Regions from separate parts of the Homo sapiens genome. Here regions 2, 3 and 4 are each linked to region 1. Evidence: chromatin loops called from intact Hi-C (ENCODE). Cell type or tissue: GM12878. All regions are shown on one strand. Region 1 overlaps UNC13C (unc-13 homolog C). Region 2 overlaps UNC13C (unc-13 homolog C). Region 3 overlaps UNC13C (unc-13 homolog C). Region 4 overlaps UNC13C (unc-13 homolog C).

What was found. Peaks named below come from ENCODE experiments on the same cell type or tissue, not always from the same donor. Only the 100,000 strongest peaks of a DNase experiment are listed, where the experiment ranks them.
Region 2: it touches region 1 in a loop (5-fold over the local background); 1 of 110 quality-filtered maps calls a loop at or near these places.
Region 3: a loop joins it to region 1, with 12 times the contacts of the local background. A loop is called at or near these places in 1 of 110 quality-filtered maps.
Region 4: a loop joins it to region 1, with 2.4 times the contacts of the local background. A loop is called at or near these places in 1 of 110 quality-filtered maps.

The regions. Positions count from the first base shown.
Region 1 is chr15:54,580,365-54,585,364 of GRCh38, forward strand. All of the region lies in intron 30 of UNC13C (unc-13 homolog C), which reads left to right. Among named protein-coding and RNA genes, the nearest start is that of UNC13C, 600 kb to the left of the region's middle. RefSeq lists a silencer at 2,630-2,709. In GM12878, no CTCF peak of the experiment used is centred here; DNase peaks (open chromatin) are centred at 2,085, 2,397 and 2,677.
Region 2 is chr15:54,287,879-54,292,878 of GRCh38, forward strand. The region is part of intron 10 of UNC13C (unc-13 homolog C); the gene reads left to right. Among named protein-coding and RNA genes, the nearest start is that of UNC13C, 310 kb to the left of the region's middle. In GM12878, no CTCF peak of the experiment used is centred here; a DNase peak (open chromatin) is centred at 2,053.
Region 3 is chr15:54,147,411-54,152,410 of GRCh38, forward strand. The region is part of intron 4 of UNC13C (unc-13 homolog C); the gene reads left to right. Among named protein-coding and RNA genes, the nearest start is that of UNC13C, 170 kb to the left of the region's middle. In GM12878, no CTCF peak of the experiment used is centred here; a DNase peak (open chromatin) is centred at 3,031.
Region 4 is chr15:54,080,603-54,085,602 of GRCh38, forward strand. All of the region lies in intron 2 of UNC13C (unc-13 homolog C), which reads left to right. Among named protein-coding and RNA genes, the nearest start is that of UNC13C, 100 kb to the left of the region's middle. In GM12878, a CTCF peak has its summit at 2,452 (motif pointing right); no DNase peak of the experiment used is centred here.

The DNA of each region.
Region 1 (5,000 bases):
AAATAGTAAACCTAAATCTTTAAAGGTTGGAAGCCAACCTTGTACAAACCTCTGGTGTAAAACTCTCTGCTTATTTATGGAAGAAAGGCAAGAAATGCGAAAACAGGTGAATGGAGAGCTATACAGGCATGGCCCAAGCATGTGCTCTGGTTCTGCCTGGCTGCAAGACCTGGGATAAGTCACTTATCCTCTCTAAGCCTCAATTTTGTCATCTGTAAAAATGGAAAGCATAATAATTCATACCGTGTGGAGTTGCTGGGAGAACTACAAGTGATAATACCCATGAAACACTTTGCACATAGAAATCCCCATAAATGTTCATCATTCTTATGGCATCCTCATCATCATTAGATGTGCTCTGTCTCAGAGGTGACTCTTTCGTTTACAAAACATTAAGAGAGACCCCTCAGGATGCAGCTCCCTAAGCAAGTAAGCCAGTAATCACGTGTTCCTCTGTGAGCTGTACCTCCACATTCCTAAGAGGCTCTTGGAGTGACTGAGAGATCTGTGACACCTGAATGATTCACACCTGCAGTTTCTAGGAACCCCTTCTCCATACACTCCATGGTTGTCAAATAATCATATATTTATTGAACCTGTACTGTGCACAAAGCACTGTGCTAGGTATGTGACACCAGGGATAGATTCTTTGCTCCAAGAAGCTCATGATGAAGATAAAACAACTGTATGAAGAGAAAAAAGAATCATCCAGGGTAGTTTATGCTAGATGCCAGATGAATCTAAAGATAAAGAGTAGAGGCTTTCAGAAGGGGAGAGATGACTGTGATGGGAGAGTTGGGAGCCTTCGGGGAAGATGTATGGTTCAAAGTGGGTTTTCAAGAAGATGTGGGTCTCAAGTAAAGAAAGGAGAAAAGTAGGCATGTCAGAAAGACACAGAGATCAAAGCGACAAGAAGACCAATCAGAGTGGAGTAGAAAGGTGCTCTCAAAGTATAGTCCCAGAACAGCAGCCTCAGGATTACCTGCTCAGGCTGTCATAACAAAATACAAAGACTGAGTGGCTTAAACACAAAAACTTATTTTCCAGTTCTGAAGGCTGGGAAGTCCAAGATCAATGTGCCACCAATTCCATTTCTGATGAGGGCTCTCCTCCTGGCTTGCAGACAGCCTTCTACTTGCTGTGTCTTCACATGGCTGAGAGAGAGATCCTAAGTTCTCTGGTGTCTCATTTTATAAGGACACTAATCCCATCAGGCCAGGGCCCCACCCTATTACCTCATTTAACCTTAGTTATTTCCTTAGAGGCTTCATCTCTAAATACAGCCACACTGGGGATTAGGACTTCAACAAACGAATTTGGGGGAGATACCAACATTCTATCTATAGCACATGGAAACTTTTCAGAAGTGCTAAATTTTGGGCTTTACCCTGAAACTACTGAGTCAGAAACTCTAGGAGTCGGGCTCAAATATCTCTTTTAATCAGCCTTTTTGGTGCTGCTGAGTTTGAGAACCACTAAAGAGTCAATAGGGCAAGTGAATGGAGGGGAGATGAAAGAAGTAGATTGTCATCAGAACTTGGAGAATTTTGAGGCTCAAGAATGTGGAGGCTGGTCTTAGTCAGTGGGAGACCTAGAAGGAGAGGAGGTCATACAGGTTAGTGTAAACCATTTATTTTGCCATCTGTTTGTGGGAGAAAGGGGAGGAAGGAAAGGAGGAGAGAAGGAAAGAAGGAAGGAATTAAGAGAAAGGGAAGGAAGGAGAGAGGGAGGGAATGAGGACGGGAAAGAAGAAGGCCTTTTGGAAAACAGTTTCATAGTTCAGGTGTTCACATTCTAAGTATAGTAATAGCAGGAATGGAGAAAAGGGATGAAGATGATAAATATTATTAAAATCTACAGGTCATGCCAGGGTCAAGCAAGCAAAGGAGAAAGGGGAATTAGGTAACTTGTAGATCTGTGCAACCTACCACTGACGAAAGTGTGGAAGCTTAGACAGGGAGCTGATTTGAGGCACAAATTCAGTTTTATTTATTTGTGCTGATATTAACAGGAGGACATCTAAGTGACTATGTCTACTAAGATATGAGATATAGTTAAGAGAGTAGTCAGTTCTGCAGCTAAATTCAGGAGGTGATTCTTGAATCCTGTGCAGCCTTTGCAAGTTCTGAGGAAGGGCGCACAGTGAGAGAGGATAAACGAAGTCACAGAGAAAGCCACTATTTCAAGGAAAGCAAAGGCCCAGAATGAGGGTGAAGATGAGGGCAGAGTAAATATCAATGATATTTAAACATTTTTGCTGGTTAGCTCCTCAAAAGGCCTCTCAGTCTGAGCTCTGCAGAAGGGACGTGTTTGCAAGTCACTGTGAGTCCCCTGGGTAAATCAGTGTGCCTATGAACTGGGCCAACTAGCCAAAACTGTGAATTATGACGACCACCACTACTGTTAGCCTGACTCCTTGTTAAACAGGATAATGGTTTTCAGTACCAGCTGAAACAATTTTAAAATGTTGACCATTTATATTACTTAAGTAATGTGCTACCATTTATAAGTAATATAAATGTTGGCCATTTATATTACTTAAGTAATGTGCTACTGAAACTCTAAGGGGGTTTCTGTAACGGTAAACTGACAGTTCTCTAATGCAGTTCAGCATCACCTGTCGGGCTTGTTTGACCACAGATTGCTCGGTTACACTCAGAGTTTCTTATTCAGTGGGTCTGGGTGGGGTCTGAGAATTTGCATTTATAATAAGCTCTCAGGCACAACTGATGGTGCTGGTTTAGGAACCACAATTTGAGAACCGTTGTTAAGCCTCACGCCACACCATTCCTATCATGAGAGCCACCTGTAGCTAATTCAGGGTAACTTGTTGACTGCAAACTATAACCATAGGCAGTTTCTTTAGCAATATAAACCTCTAGATAAAAGAAACACTCAAAAATCAGAATAGGAACATATAGAGTCAATGAAAACTATTTTTTTTCCAAATGAGAGCATGTGTTTTACAGCCTCAAAAGAATATTTTCATGTAGACTGCACTAAAATAACAAGATAAACCTGAAACTAAAGCTTAAAAAGGCCTTTATGAAACAAAAACAGTTTCACACCTGAGGTAAAGGGCTACATATGTCCCTCGATTTTTTCTCATATCTTAGCTTTCATTTAAATGACATTGCCATTTTACATATAATAGAAGAACCTAGAAATTTGATTCCTGCTTATTAGGGCAAACCAAAGGGGTTATTTCCAATTATTTTCAGTTCAGTTTTTCTTCACGTATAATAGAAATGATTTAAAAGCCAGGTTTTGTTGGAAACTGCCATAAATGTGGTTAATAGTTGCTGCCTCAGCATCCATTTTCAGGCCTGACCTAAGTTGTCTGAAGCCCAGTCTCACTGTATCACCTCTGGTCTGGGTAACACTTCCCCTCCCTGAGTGGTTGTTTGTAATGCGGCCCATTTGCTCTTCATCGCACTGACCCAGAACCCACACATCACACAGCTGCTGACCATGATCAAACCTAACGGCCAACACCAGAGTCCTGTGAATAAGTCCTGCTTCCTACTTGTTCTCTTAAATCAGCCTAAGCCACACCCCCACGGGAAAGCCCCAGGACAAAGCTCCAGGCCCTAACTGTGCTCTCTGGCTCCCCGTGGCCTCCAGACTTCCCCTCGGGCTCCTGCCGCTCTCTGGACCTCTCTGGGATGTGTAAGTAAGAGATTTCTTCTGTTCCTGCGTTTTGGTTTCACCTCCTCCTTGTGCCTCACCTGACTGACACCCTAGAACCTACCTTTCCCCTTGGCCAGGGCTCTCCTGGAGATTGGCTGGTTTCTGGCCCCCTCCAAAGAGAGACCTGAAGACCAAATTAGGAACCTAAATATATAAATCGCAACAGAAAGTTTGGTTGTTTACTGACAATATATATTTATACTGTAAAATGTGTTTATGATTTAGAACACACTAGACCTATTCTAGCTCTAAATTGCATTGCTATCTTGTAGTATGCAGTTATGCCTCGTTTCATTTCATTTTCCAACTGAAGTCATTTTATTCCCTCAGTTTATAAATACCTCGAATTCTTTAGCCGAAAAGGCAAGGTAACTTGATAGAGCATCCCCCTTTGTGACCATAACCTCCAGTGCAGAACAAATTAAACGTGCAAAACTGTGAGTGCCATGTCCTACATTGTTAAAGAAAATGATGTTGAAAGGCAGTGAAAGTCCTTATGAAGAAATTCAAAAGAGTAAAAGAATAGACAGATGAACTGGAAATGGAAGAAGTCAGTTTTTCTTTCCTTTAGGAGTAAGCCAATTTGGAAACTAGCTGGTAAGTGTTACAGTCCATTTACATGACAGGCATTCTTCGTATTCACTAAGAAAACATTATGGTACAAATGTTCACTGTGCAGAGCACACCTGTAATATTTCATCTGGTCCTCTCAGTGACCCTATAAGGAAAATGAAACATTTTCAGATGAGACCGGGCTTCAGGGTGAAATTAGGTGACGGGTGAGACTTATATAGAGAGTAAGTGGTGGAACTGGATTCAAATCCAAATTCTTCCAACTGTAAGCACAGGGCATTTTCCACTAATCAGCCCACTAACCAAAGAAACCTAATTTTTCCAAACATTTAAAGTGATGCTATGGCCATTTGAGTAAAACCAATTTTGGCCTATACTTTTGATTCCCCATCACCAGACTACCATTGGTTATCCGATATGGGCAGCAGAATTAAGAGGTAATGAAGTCTAATAGAACCTCTCATTATTTGTGTGGATGCAGTAGTAACAGAGATGGTGATATAGTTTGAACGTTTGGCCCCTCCAAATCTCATGTTGAAATGTGATCCTCAGTGTTGGAGGTAGGGCCTGCTGGCAGGTGTTTGGGTCACGGGGCAGATCCTTCATGAATGGCTTGGTACCCTCCTCATGGTAATGGCTGAGTTCTTGATGTATTCATTCACTGAGATCTGGTTGTTAAAGAGTGTGGTACTGCCCCCGTGTCTCTCTTGCTTCCTCTCTCACCATGTTAGGTGCCA
Region 2 (5,000 bases), 290 kb before region 1:
AATGAAGTGAATTCATTCTCTTCCTTTCAATGTAGGTAATCTAAAAATTATATTCAGTTACTGCATTTAGCTTGAAGTCCAGGATCTTTCTGTAGTCTCTTCACAAGCTTCAGGTTTGGTTCTTTGTAGATCCTGGGACACAAATTAAACACTATGTATCTTTGTCCAACACTCCCAATGTATTGTGGAGAGAAAAGAAAATAGGATGACAGCAATTTAAAATTTCTGATTTAGTAAGACAGGAAATGGAAAATACATAGTCTTTGTATGTAGCAACCATAGAGTCCTGCTGGACAGGTATATTCAGGACTTCCTGGTCCTAGCAACAGAAGTAGTTTCTGGGTTAGTCAATCTTGTATGACCTGCTACTTTCTAGATGAATTTCGTTTATCAGTTTCCCTCTACTAGTTTGAGTCTACATATGGGTAAACCTTCTTTGCTCATTTTATCAGTGCCTACACTCAAGGGTGAGTACTGTGAAAGGTGAAAGTAAATTAAAAAGGGCTCCAAAAGAATGAAAAGTCATTCCATTATCTGCAATATCCATAAATGAGGACCATCCCAGGAAATCCAGGCATGTGGTCTTCCTAGCTGGGGAGATGCTCTACTTGGAGTCTTTTTTTTTTTCTTTTAATTGCTGTGAGTGCAGGGACCCAGGAATTACTTTAAGCACAGCTGTAGCCAGCCAAATGTGAGACACATTGGCTAAAGTCCATCTCTAGTTGCAGGGGAGGTTGGGAAATTGCATAAAACTAAAAAAGGGAAGGAGAGGAGTGGTTTGAAAGGTTGTTGTATGAGTGTACTTATAGCGTCTGCCACCAACAACCTCTTTAGCTTCTCAGCATGTATATATGACTTTTGGGCAGTACTGTTTCCTGGAGAATTTACTAGGCTTCCAGGAGACGGGCTCTAAGACAATTTTATGAGCAAGTAACCACGTAAGCCTGGACAATTTTGTCTCTTATCTCTTGGCTCCTCTGTTCTGATCAATTCATCTCCCTTAACCTAATGGCTGCAGCCTCAGTTCCTGAAAAATAATATGCCAGGGTGAGAATGCAACACCTTTAATTTGGTTTTTGCCACTAAGCTACCATTCATTTTGACTCGAAGACCTCTTAAAGGATGGTGCTGGAAAAGCCCTAGGGCAACAATTTTATCTATTTCTGAAGTTGCACTTAGAAGCCTCTGCTTGTACAGGTACCTTTTTGTGTTCAGAATCAGCTGGCTTTTCTCAACCCTGCAGAGTTCCAAATTATGATATTCTCAGTCAATTTATATTGCAGGACACTAGCACATGACCCTCTTTTGAACATGGCTGCTCTCCTTTGCATCTCTACCTATAAACTGTCTACATTCAGTTTGAATGTATCTCTGTGTATGGTAGTATATTCTTGAAAGGGGGAAACATTTGATAATCACTTGCCAACATTCTGAATTTTATTTCCCACCATTCCCACTAATAAAAAAGCTTCAGGTGGCATGGTGGTCAAAGTTTATAGTGAGCAAGATTTGACCAGCTGTTTTGCAATTGCGTATCAAAATGTATCGGCTTTCTAGCCCGAGGTGATTAAATCTTCACTCTCTGTGCCAGCATCTCCTCCACAGAGTCAGTTCTATGTTTTTAGACTCTGTTACTTGCCACTCCCTTCATGCTTTAAAAATTATTATGTTAGTGAGTATTCTTAGTTGCAAACAACACAGTCCACTTTGGTTAGTTTAGGCTGAGAGATTATTTGTAGACTACTAGGTCACTCAAGAATGACTGTAGAGGTTAAAGTACTAGCTTCTGAAGCTACTGTGTGGGAACTGGGTCAAATTATGTGGTGACATTTCTTTGGGGAAAACACCGATCAATACTTTTGCCCCTCGGGACTAAATAGTACTGTGAAACCCTGTATCACAGTACTACATAGCATCCACTGTTGGGGGAAAAAAAAAGCAGTTCCCATGATATGGGCACTGTACACTGTACCACTTTGAGTTTACACCTTGCTTGAATGCAGGGTAAATACCTGGAACATAGCTACAAAGGAATCCAGGAGTGTGAGTTATCTAACTTCAGTCTTCAGAAGATGAGCAATACAAGGAGGGATCTAGTCAAAATGAAAGCAGAATGCTCGAGAGGCTGGGCATCCATACATATGCTTCTCCACCACAGAATCATAAACTGAAATCTCCAGTTTCAAACCCATCACAACACCCTTACGTAATCTTCAACATTTGAAACAGCAGCCTCACTCTTACCTTTGCTCTGTGAAGTAAAACTGTACGTTTCTGACAGTTTAAATGTGAAACATAATGACAAACTTAATATTCCTCAAAAAAAGCTGTTTGGAAGAGAAAAAATGTAAGAGCTGGCCAGTCTTTACGGGGAAAAAGTAGAACCAATGTTAGTTGCGACAAATATTAGTAATGTGACAGGTTAATAAGAAATAATTAGGGTTCAGGGCCTAGAGAAATGCTCTGTGCTATTGTTGCAACTCTTCTGTAAATCTAAAATTATTCTAAAATAAAGTTCATTTAATTAAAAAAATGAAAAAAACAGTCAACCAGAAATGCACAGAGACTCAAACTCCCAAGACAAATTGCAAGTACACTTATACAAGGAACATCAGTGGTCATTTATAGTTGTCCTTCATCTATTGGTATCCCATTTATTTTGAACAGAAATTTGGAAAGAAAGATAATATTGTCTCTCCCTCCTTTTTCTATATCATGTATATGTATTATGTAGAAAGACACATGCATATGTGTGTATGTTTACCCATATAGTTACTACTATTTTGTATGGATTGCTATTTGTATGCATATTTAACCACTTAATACACCTTTACCTTGCTTTTATAGCAAAAACTAGAAGCTCAAAAAAATTTGCCTCAAAATGAGATGGATATTTTTTCTTGTGAAGGAATAGATTCTAGAAATGTTTACCAATCTTTATTATCTAGAGCTTGCTATTTATTGTGCCTGCTATTTGCAGGTAAAAAATGCATTAGAACTCTGTCTTCCAGGGCTTACATAAACTCTGATGATTTATTTATCAAAAAATGACAAAAAGGGACATCTTTCTGCATTTGCAATGTATTGAGAGTTAAGTTTAAGATGATAACTGTATCTTTTGCTACTCTAAAATGCCTTCTATCTTTTTCTAAGATAAGAATGAAATAAACTAGTAGTTGTGTCTTTGTTTCTACTTAGACTTTTCTTCTTTTTGATAGCAAAGAACTTAGAATGTTAGCCACTTTTAATATAAATTTTGGGTAAATTACCAAAAGTGTTATCATCCAAATATGCTTGCTACAATAATTTCAGGTGTGGGTTCATAGTTATCTTGGGAATTCTGAGTCAATGGGAGACAGCTGTGCTCTTACTATTCCAACTGCTCTCCATGGTTGATAGTGAGCTTTGTTAGCTGCTCCAGACACAATGTCATGGATTAATTCTTCCTTTCTCCCCACAATTTCTACCTCATTTTACTAATAAAATAGCTCAAACTTAGATATTTTTATGAATATATTTCTAAGAATGACAAAATTATTTTTTCTTCAAATGTAAAAGGGATTTTATTTTGGTGAAACTTTACAGACTTTAGTGAATATTTGTTGAAAGATACATGCCAGAAATTGTCAATAATAGATATATTAAACATAGGCTCTAACTTCAAAAAGAACGTGGAACTTGTGGAATAATGGCGTCTTATAGCTAATATGGATGAAACATTGCCTGGCACTGTGCTAACTGCTATAAGGTATTATCTACCATTTCCCACAAGAATTTTCTAAGACAAGTGTTATTACCCCATGTTATTTATAGATAAAGTAACTGAGATTTATAGAAGTTAAGTTAGGTAGACATAGTAGTTCTCAACCCTGTCAGACCCAGTGAATCACTTTTATGTAAAATAATTCATAATGACCTATTTTATGCTGAAACAAAGTAACGCATGACTTAACCTATCTATAGATGTAATTTGAAAAATCAGTATAATGTTCCAACTTAAAATGAAGGAGAACTAAAAGTATTCTAATATGTATTTTAACGTGTAAGGGCTTGGATACAACTACCCTAGAATACATAGTAGACACTGGCTTTCACTGTTGATAGAATTAAGATGAATGTGACCATTTCAAATGCACACTGATACAAATACTATAAATACTACAGTTCAAATATTATAGTTCAAATACTTTGTGTAGTTTCGACACAGGTGATGTAATTTTTCAAAATGGAAAGGAAGCCTTGGTGAAGTTCTTAACAGCAACAACAAAACCTTCTTTGATTAGTGATTGACATGCTAGTTCCTTTCCAGGACATTTCAGTGTCTAGTAAATCATGCAAAAGACATGGTGTTTCTACCTAAAAGAATTACATCCTGAGCTAAGGTAATCATCAATGAGTTAAGAAATTTCCTTAATGCCTGATGGGTCATTTTAAATCATGCACACTGTCCTGTACATGGTGGGGTATCTAAATCTCTAGCCTATTCCACTGAATGCCAGTAACGTCCGTGAATGTTCGTGAAAACCAAAAATGTCCCAGAAATTAGTAAAATGCTCTGTGTTGAAAACTCCTATGTTAAGTAGAAACAGTGGTGCTACAATTCGTATATAGGCCCATCAGATTCAAATATTATTCTTGTATGTGCTGTATTATTTTGCCTTATAAGTTAATGAAAGAGACATTATACTCAGGAATTCTCAAATACTTTTTGCACCATGAACCTGTTGGGAAGTCTAGTGAAAACCATAGATGTCTTTTCAAAATGTACTTTTTCATATAAAAATAAAATTCATAGAATTAAATCAATTATATTGAAACACAGTTTTAGTTTAATGATAGGTACAAATAATATTTTAAGGTTCATAACACTTAGAATGTTATATGTAAGTATCTGTGGTTGTATTGATGACAAAAATGCTGCTGTGGTTTGTTGCCTATATTCATAATTGAAAATATAAAGATGATCTCTTCCTCTCTCTATATATTATAAAATATGTTTT
Region 3 (5,000 bases), 430 kb before region 1:
GGGTTTCACCATGTTAGCCAGGATGGTCTCGATCTCCTGACCTCGTGATCTGCCTGCCTCGGCCTCCCAAAGTGCTGGGATTACAGGCATGAGCCACTGCGCCCAGCCTGATGAAACTACTTTTATTCAATGATAGTGAACAAAGTCACATGAGTACCTTCTCCAAATGTGAAACACATTTTTAATTAGAATAACACTCCTTTGGTGCTTTGATTATATATGACTTAAGTTTACCTTTCCCTTGACATTTGTAATTAGAACTCCACTGGTTGAATTATAAGAAGCATCACAAGGGGTGTGTGTGTGTGTGTGTATTCTGAAAGTACCACAAGTCTATAAAACAGTGGTTGAATTATAAGAAGCATTGCAAGGTGTGTGCGTGTGTGTGTGTGTGTGTGTGTATGTGTGTGTCTATTCTCTAAGCACCAGACTTGCATGCACCACAATTTGGGCAAGTCTATAAAGCAATGGTGGGATTAGGGAAAAACAGTTTGAGGAGGATATTATCATCTTTATTTTCTTTCTTCACTAGTCATTGAAGTTCTTCTCTGCAGTACAGTTCTCATAGCACTAAGTTCCTTGAGCCGATGTGAAATTCCTCTGTCCATGATTCTGAACTAGGCTGGTAACTTCTGTTCAACCTCTACCAGAATGATTGAACCTTATCAGGAAAGAGGCAGTGGTTGCAGAAGTGAAATAATGCAGAGACAGAGAAAAATGAAGAGACACTGTTGAAGGAAAGGGCACTGAGATATTGTTAAATTAAAACAGAAGCTTCTATTTTGACCTCATTTTCAAACAGGTACATTTACCAAAAAATATTAATAAGAAACGTATGCTGAGATTTCCAAGGTTGTTCAATTATCACCAGGAACAACTATCTTGGTAAATGTGAACAAGCCAGTTTTCATCCAAAGTCCTGCACAATTCCATTGTTTTTCTTAAATTTACCTTAATTAAAATACCCATTTTTGTTACCGTTGTAGAACTCAATGTCAGTTAGGTTCAACAAAGGAATAAAGCTGGTTTAACATATTTTTAATTTTCTGTCACAGTACTGACATTGCTTTTTTATTTGTCTATAAAGTTGAGATTGCCTACTATCCTCACACTCTCTTCCTCTTTCATAGTCTTGACTTCCATGTTTAGCCAGGGCCTAAAATCTTCCACTTAGCATAGAAGATAAAGTTGTTCCTACTCTCCAGGGGCTCTTCACCTAACTTTTCTCATTGCAGCAGTCTTATCTCTCATAGCTGAGAACTTTTAATTTCAGTTCTTCCTATCAAGTCCACTAATTTGATTCTTCCCTGTTCCCTCAGATAACTTCCCTATTTCTCAAGGGTCAGAAATTCTCCTAAGCCTAGACATGGGCTGTTTCGACTGCCCTTTCTTCTGAGTCAGTGGTTTACCCTACGGCACCATCCTTGCATGCTCTGAATCAGGTTTGCCAAATATTAAGAAAATGACAGCCCCCACATAACACAGTGCTTTAATCATGGAGGAAGGAGCCGTTGTCTTTTATATGGTTTGGTTGTGTCACCTAAATCTCATCTCAAATTGTAATCCCCATGTGTCAAGGAGGGACCTGGTGGGAGGTGATTGGATCATGGGGGGCAGTTTCCCCCAGGCTGTTCTCCTGCTAGGGAGTTCTCATGAGATCCGAGGCTTTAAAAGTGTTTGGCAATTCCCCCTGTCCCTGGCTCTCTGTCTCCTGCTGCCATGTAAGAGACGCCTTTCTTCCCCTTTGGCTTCTACCAGGATTTTACATTTCCTGAGGTCTCCCCAGACATGCAAAACTGTGAGTCAGTTAAACCTCTTTTCTTTATAAATTACCCAGTCTCATGTTGTGTTTTTATAGCAGTGTGAAAATGGACTAATATGGTCTTTGACCTTTTAGTTAGTTATTTTTAGGGAACAGTTTCCTTTCCCTCCAGAGAACTTGGTATAGAAGGAGTTCACTATAGAGTTAGGTAAGAGTGAAATAGAGATTTCTACTTATTATAAGGGTTAACAGATGTAAACAGGGCCCACTTTCATAATTCATTACTGTATAGCCAGTGACTCATCATGCCCATATTTTTTCAACTTATTTGTATTCACATTACCACTGATCTAGTTTTAGTCCTCAGTACCTTTTACTTAGGCAATTGCAAACTGATCTTCTGAGACTGATCTTCTAACCAATCTTCCTTTGTTAATTTCTTCTTCCACATTAAATCTAATCTCTACACTGTTAAAGATCAATGTCTTTAAAGGACGGGCCTTTCTACCTAAATATTTTTAATGACTCTTGTTTTTCTTGAATGTAAAGGACAGTTGGCCCTCTGTATCTGTGGGTTCTACATCTGTGGATTCAAACAGCTGTTGATTGAGAATATGCTAAACAATAATAATAAATAGCAATGCAACAATAAGAAACACAAATAGAAATACAAGATCACAACTGTTAATGTAGCATTTACATTGTATTTGGTCATGTAAGTAACCTAGAGATAATTTAAAGTATATGGGATGACGTGCACAGGAAATACACAAATACTGTGCCATTTTATATAAGGCAGTTGAGTATCTGCAGATTTTGGTCTCTGACAGGGGATCCTGGAACTAATCTCCTATGGATACCAAAGGATAACTTTATAGCTCTTTTCACATGGCTTTGAATATATTTCTTGATTCCTATTTCTCTCTCTTTTTACTATGGTAAAGTATTATCACTGTTTTTAGTGTTTCTATTTTTTTGGTATCAGTTCTGTAGCTTATATTAGTTTGATAAGTTGCATAGATTTAACAAGATTCTTATCCTCCAACTTGATTTCAAATTCCTAAGGAGTTTAAAATAAGTTGATTTGCTTAAATTATTACAGGAGAAACAACCCTTGACATCTCTTGGCCAGTGTTGGGCACAATCATGCCACAAGGCAGTTACAGCTGCTCGAAAGGAGCCTCATGTGAGACTTCAGGGAGTACGCCTAATCACAGACTCTTGATTGTATCATGCCTGTTAGTCCTCAGCACACTGTCTGCAGTCCTCACGCAGAGCAAGCACATAATGTCCTATGCACAAAGGCTTAATCTAGACAGAGAGTTTCTTAATTAGGAAAACTGTTAACCACAAGGCCGCCAACTTTCTAAAACCCATGAATCAAGAAGTGGTTGCTGAGCCATTAGCTTCCTGTGGTCAAGAAGACTGCCTATCTAATTTTGGCCTACCTCCAGCTCTCTCTAGTCTCAGGAGCACTTGATATCTTCTCTACTTAGAAAGTCATAAGATCATTAGGTTAGCTTTTGATATTAACTACAAAGACCAGACATCAGGGTGACTACTTCAATGTGTGGATCTATGAGACCTCACAACCCCAGACCCATTTAGTGGGAAATATACTTTGGTACAGCATCTATGAAATTAAGATAAAATTTACTATCTATATTCCCAACCAGGCTTAGTTAAACCATAGTTTTCTTGGGGTAGATTATAAATAGTTTCTTTTAGGCATATTTTATTCCTAAATTTATGGTGGCAAAATAATCATAAAACTGACTCAGAAGATTAAGAAAATGGAGCTGTCATCCTGAAGCTGCTAATAGCTCATAGTTCACCAAGTTGTAGATTGGCACCTTTTTGATCATCTCTCTTTCTGGCTTGGGTTTATAGCTTAACATTCTTTCTTACTGAGTGGTAGACCATAAACCCAGGAAAAAATATTTGACTATTACCCACGGTTGATCAGGGATACTGTATAAGACTCCCCCATCTTCGGGTAATATTAGAAAATAGGTCCATCCATCCTCACACATATATAAGAAACCTGATGTCTATTGTAATAGAGGCCATCTTCTGAGCTTTAGGAGGCTGACCATAAAAAAGTTATTCCCCCAAATCACATTTTTTACTTCCATTATTTAATAGTATTTAAGAACATGAAACCTCAGGATAATCCTAGTACATGTAAGCCAGGAGAACCTCCAATTTTACTCATTATATGAAAACTACTCTTTTATTCCTTTTTTTTCTGAGATGGAGTCTCACTCTCACTGAAGCAGGAGTGCAGTGGCCTGATCTCGGCTGACTGCAACCTCCGCCTCCTGGGCTAAAGTGATTCTCTCGCCTCAGCCTCCCGAGTAGATGGGATTACAGGCGCGTGCCATCATGCCTGGCTAATTTTTTTGTATTTTAGTAGAGATGGGGTTTCACCAAGTTGCCCAGGGTGGTTTTGAACTCCTGAGCTCAGGCAATCTGCCACCCTGGGCCTCCCAAAGTGCTGGGATGATACGAGTGAGCCACAGCACCCAGCATTTACATTCCAGATCAAGATCCCTTTCAAGCCACGATGCACACAATGGTTCTACTTTGGGGAAGGAAATCAGAGCTGCCATCAACTCTGACAACTTTCCTTTAGCCAGTTCCTGGCGCTGGAGCGTTCCATAATGGATCTACACAGCTCTGGTTGGCTTCTTAGAAAGGGCCTGCTTTTCCTTTCATCTTTAGGTGACTGCCGATAAAAACACACTCAATAGGAAATTTACCTTTCCCTGATTTCTGTGAGCCACTAACTCGACCTCATAATATTTGAGACGTACTTTAAAAGAACCCCAAATCACGCACTTCCAAAGGACTAGCATTTGGTAAGACCGTCTGCATATTAGCGATATAAGTTTCATCACACACCCAACTCCCAAAGGCAGTCTTTTCTCAATTAGAAAACTAAGGCCATCAACATAAGCTTAAGCATAGTACTACTTCTATCCCCTCACCCTCATGAACTCATTCACAATTTTTTTTCTCACTCCAGGGTCTAAATCTCAAGCCAGTGCTGGTACTCACTTCTGGCTTTGAGTATCACAGGAGTGCCAACTTAATATGGCAGCTAGCGGGGCCAATCCAGCCTCAGAAAAATGAAATTGCTAGTTAAGAAACCTGAAGACAGTATATTTGTTGATGAGAAAAAAGTATTGTATTGAAACACATTTCCTTCTCTGTGTTCAATTTGCTTATTCAACAT
Region 4 (5,000 bases), 500 kb before region 1:
ACATAGAAATGTTCATAGTAGTCTTTATGGATCTTTTGTATTTTTGTGGTGTCGGGTGTGATGACACCTTTATCAATTCTGATTGTGCTTATTTGAATCTTCTCTCTTTTTCTTGGTTAATCTAGATATTGATATGTCAGTTTTGTTTATCCTTTCAAATAACCAACTTTTTGTTTTGTTGATCCTTTGTTTGTTTTTTGGGGTCACAATTCCATTTAATCTTTGTTGTTTCTTTGCTTTTGCTAACTTTGCATTTGGTTAGTTTTTGTTTTTCTAGTTCCTTTAGGTGCAGCATTAGGTTGTTAATTTGAGAACTTTCTTTCTTTTTGGTGTAGGCATTTAGCGCTATAAAATTTCCTCTTAACACTGTTTTGTTGTATCTCCATTGGTTTTGGTATGTTGTGTGTCTATTTTTGTTTGTTTCAAAATTTTAAAAACTTCTGCCTTAATTTAGTTGCTTATTCAAAAGCCATTCAGGAGCAAGTTGTTTAGTTTCCATATATTTGTGTGGTTTTGAGAGTTCCTCTTGGTATTAATTTTTAAATTTTGTTTTGTGGTCTGATAATATGCTTGATATGATTTTGATTTTAGAACTTAGTGAGATTTGCCTTATGACCATTTTAGAGGTTGTTTCATGCACAGATGATAAAATGTATATTCTTTGGTATTGAATTGAATGTTCTGTAGATGCCTATTAAGTCCATTTGGACAAGAGTCCAATTTAAGTCCTGAGTTACTTTATTAGCTTATGCTTTGATTATCTTTCTAGTGCTGTCAGTGGAGTGTTGAAGCCCTTCACTATTATTGTATGGCTGTCTGCCTCTTTTCTTAGATACAGTAGTATTTGTTTGTGAATCTTGGTACTCTGATACTGGGTTTGTATATACTTAGGATAGTTAAATTTTCTTGTTGAATTGAATCCTTTATCATTATATAATACTCTTTTATTTATTTTTACTGTTGTTTTAAAGTATGTTTCATCAGATACAAGAATAGCAATCCCTGCTTTTTTTTTTCCTTCGCTTTCCATTTGCATGAGAGATCTTTCTTCATCTCTTTACTTTGAGTCTGTGGGTATCATTACACATAATATGGGACTCTTGAAGGCAACAGCAGGTTGAGTATTGTTTTTTAATCCAATTTTCCACTCTATGTCTTTTAAATAGAGCATTTAAGCTACTTACTTTCAAGGTTAATATTGATATGTGAGGTTTTGTTCCTCTCCTAGCATTGTTAGCTAGTTGCTTTGTACAATTGTGTAGCTGCTTTATGGGATCTGTGAACTTTGTACTTACCTGTCCTTTTACGGTAGCAAGTATCATCCTTTCATTTCCATGTTTAGAAATCCTTTGATCATTTCTTATAGGGCTGGTCTGGTGGTTATGAATTCCCTTAGCATTTGCTTGCCTGGGAAAAGTTTTATTTCTTTTTCACTTATGGAGTTTAGTTTGTCAGGATATAAAATGCATGAATGTCATTTATTTTCCTTTAAGAAGGCTAAAAGTAGGCCCCTAATTTCTTCTGGTTTAGAAGACCGCTGTTAGCCTAATGGGATTTCCTTTATAGGTAATTTTGCCCTTTACTCTATGCCTTCAAGTTGTTTTCATTAGCATTGACCTTGGATAGCCTGATGATCATATATCTTGGTGATGGTCATCTTGTATAGTATCTCGCAGGTGTTCTCTGAATTTCTTGTATCTGGGTCTTGAGCTCTAGCAATATTAGGGCAATTTTCCTGAACTATTCTTTCAAATATGTTTTCCAAGTTGCCTACTTTTTCTTCTTCTCTATCATAATGCCGATTAGTCATAGATTTGGTTGCTTTACATAGCCCCATGTTTCTTATGTGCTTTGTTCATTAATTTTTTTTAAATTTTGTCTGACTGGGTTGCTTTGTGTTCATTTCAACTTTCTCTTGGATCTCATTGAGTTTCCTTGCAATCTATACTTTAAATTCTTTATCTGTCATTTTAGACTTTTGACTCTGGTTGGGATCCATTGCCAGAGAGCTAATGTAATCTTTTGGAGTTGTCAAAACACTGTCTTTTTGTACTGCTGGAGTTCTCCTCTTGATTTCTACTCATCTTAAGGAACCGTCGCTTCTTATTTTTGAGTTTTCTATCATTTTGATGGGACTGTTTTTAATTTTTTATCTTTTCCCTTGAGGGTATGACTATGGTATATGTTGTGTATAATCATCCGGTTTTGTTTCTGGGTGCTTTTGTGGGGGCCAAGGCTCTGAATGGGTTCCTTGGTTGTGGATAGGTTCTGTGTGATAGCTTTCTAAGATGCTGCTTGTTGTAGGGATATATTGGACATATGAGCCCATACACCATCTCCTGCTGTGCTCCGGGTGTGGAGGTCTCAGGGAGCACATCTTGTGTACTAGCAGTAAGACCCTCCGGAAGATTTTTAATTTGGTGGTGCAATTCAGGCTGCATTCCAGTAGGTGGCAATGAAGAGTAAGAGCCGGCTCATTCTCAGCTCAGGGGGAAGTGCCCACCCTGATGGGGAGAGACTGTGTTGGGGTGTTCTAGGTCCCTGGGGTAGGGAGTGGGAGTGAAGCCTTGTCCTGAGCAGCCAGGAACACGATTCCCTTCCCTATCATGGCCCTGTTGCAGGGCTCAAAACCTCCAGTTCATTTAGACTTTGTTCTTTGGCTCCCAGCTGCAGTGTGGCTGTGGACCTTTGGATGTGGCTATGGCCCTCTGGCAGCGACCACCAAACTGGACTCAGGGCACAGCCTCTTCCCTCAGTCTGGAGCAGACAACTGTATGGCTTGTCTGGCCTCCGTTGTCAGGGTGCTGCTGCTCTGTGTAGGGAGAGGGAGTTGGGCCCCAACCTTCATGCAAGTCCAAGCAGCACAGGCTCACTTTCTGCGCCAAGAAAAAGCACTTTCTCCAAGTGTACATGTGTCAGCCCCCAGTGGGGAGAACCTCTGCTGTATCCACAATAGTAGATGGGGTGGGGGTCGGGAAATAACGCCCTCTCTATCCCTCTTCCCAGCTGCTGGGTGCTGCCCCTTCCAGAGATTGGTGATGCGCCTTCATTTCCTTTGTCCCAAAAAGAGCTTTGATGGGCTGCACTCCCTCCTCCCTTGGGGCAGCCTACACCAAGGGTTAGATCTCTAGGGACCCCACAGCTCCCCAGGGACTTGATTGCTGTGCTTGTGAAAGTCTGAGGGGATTATAAGGTATGTTTGCTGGGGATCTGCTGGTGCATCGTCTTGGGGGCAGAGATTTCCCAGGCAGGACAGTGGCCAATGATAGGTACATAACCAGTATGGTACTCACCATCTCAGTTTGGGTCTGAGTGGGATGGGGGAACCTCTGCGCGAACTCGCTACCTGGTCCTCTGTCCTCATGAAGTTTCCAAATCGCCACGGACAGTGTTGTCCAGGGCTGTGAGTGCAGGGGGTCTTCCCAACAGTTTGGCAGGCAGCAGATTGCCACAGAGGTGAGGGGAGCAGAGAGGACTCCCACTACCCTTTCTTCGGGGCTCCACGTTGCTCTGGGGTCGGTCTCAGCCAGACTCTTGCTACTTTCCTTTTCTGCACCCCAGCTGTCCTGGCTCTCTTCCCTCAGTTTTCTCTTGAGAGCCCGTCCATTCACAGTAACTGTGATCCACGTCCCCTTTTTTCTTCAGTTCTGTACTCTTTCTACTCTCTTTCTATTGGTCAGTTGGATTTAAGTTCCTCGTGTATAACGGAGTGGGTGGGTTGGATTCTAGCAAAGTTCATTTTTTGCAGTTGTGTTTTGTGAGTATATGAGTTGTCTTTATAACTCAGAAATAATGGTCGTGAAGACATATCTACCTTGTTTCCTTCTTAAATAAATTTCACTTATTTCTGGCTTTATAAATTCCCAGCCTTGTGTTTGAATTATTTTCCACGTAATTTTCAAAAGTCAGGGGTCCTGGGTCTGAATGTGTCCCCTTTATGGCCATTGCCATTTTTTGGTATGTATCCTTTAATGGGTCATTTCACTTCTTTGAGCTTTAGTTTTCTCGTTAGTAAATGAGAGCTATTAATATTTACTTTAGTTGTATATTATAAATATTCAATAAGAAAGTATACATAAAAACATGCAGAATATTCAGGTCATATGCTAAGGGATCCACAAATATTACTGCTAGTTGAGTGACTTGAAAAAAATTATCTTCTCTGTCAGAAGAAATACTCTCTTCTCATATAGATGAGATCCTAATGCCATTTGGTCACTCTTTTTTGTCACTATGAATCAGGGCCCCTCAGCCTCAAGATCACAATTGCAAGAATTAAGAAAAATGATCTTTATTTTGCATTCAAAAGTAGTGGTGTGTTTCAATAATAGTGTATTATGATTATTTATAAGTAGTTTTGATATGTGGCAGGTACATCCTTATTTTAGATAATGTATAAAAATTTATTTTTATAGAATAAATGGTTCAATTTGTCCAAATTATTATGATAAGAAGACTTCTGAATGTTAATTATGACTTCTGCTAACAGTATTGGTAGAAGAGTAATTTGGAATAACCCTCCTTATGGAGGGAGATTAGAAAATCTAGGTAAATAATTTACAGATATCAGAGAACTAAGAAGCTAGTAGAGAGTTATAGGGCTAAGATCCTAGAGGAGACAAAAATATACAAAGATATGCTCAAAATTTAGGGCTACTTTCTCCTGGTACATTTACCGATTCTAGAAGTGTCAGCCGGAAGTTTAGTTGCACTTTTGACAGGCCCTTAAAGCAAAAGATACAAAACATTAGAGTCCAGAGTCTTACAAAGAAGGATCCCAAGTAATCCCTATACTCAACCTTTTAGTTTGGGGTTCCTCAGAATTTGCTCCAGGCCAGACTTCTAAGAAGCTATAGCTTTCAGTCATCTCAGTCATTGAATTTGCATAAAGGAGACTCTGTATTGTCAGTGCCCAGAAGCCTAGTAGAAACAAATAAATATCTTCTCTTGAAGAAGATACACCAACCTTTGCCTCGAAGTATTTATACTTTTTTCCAATA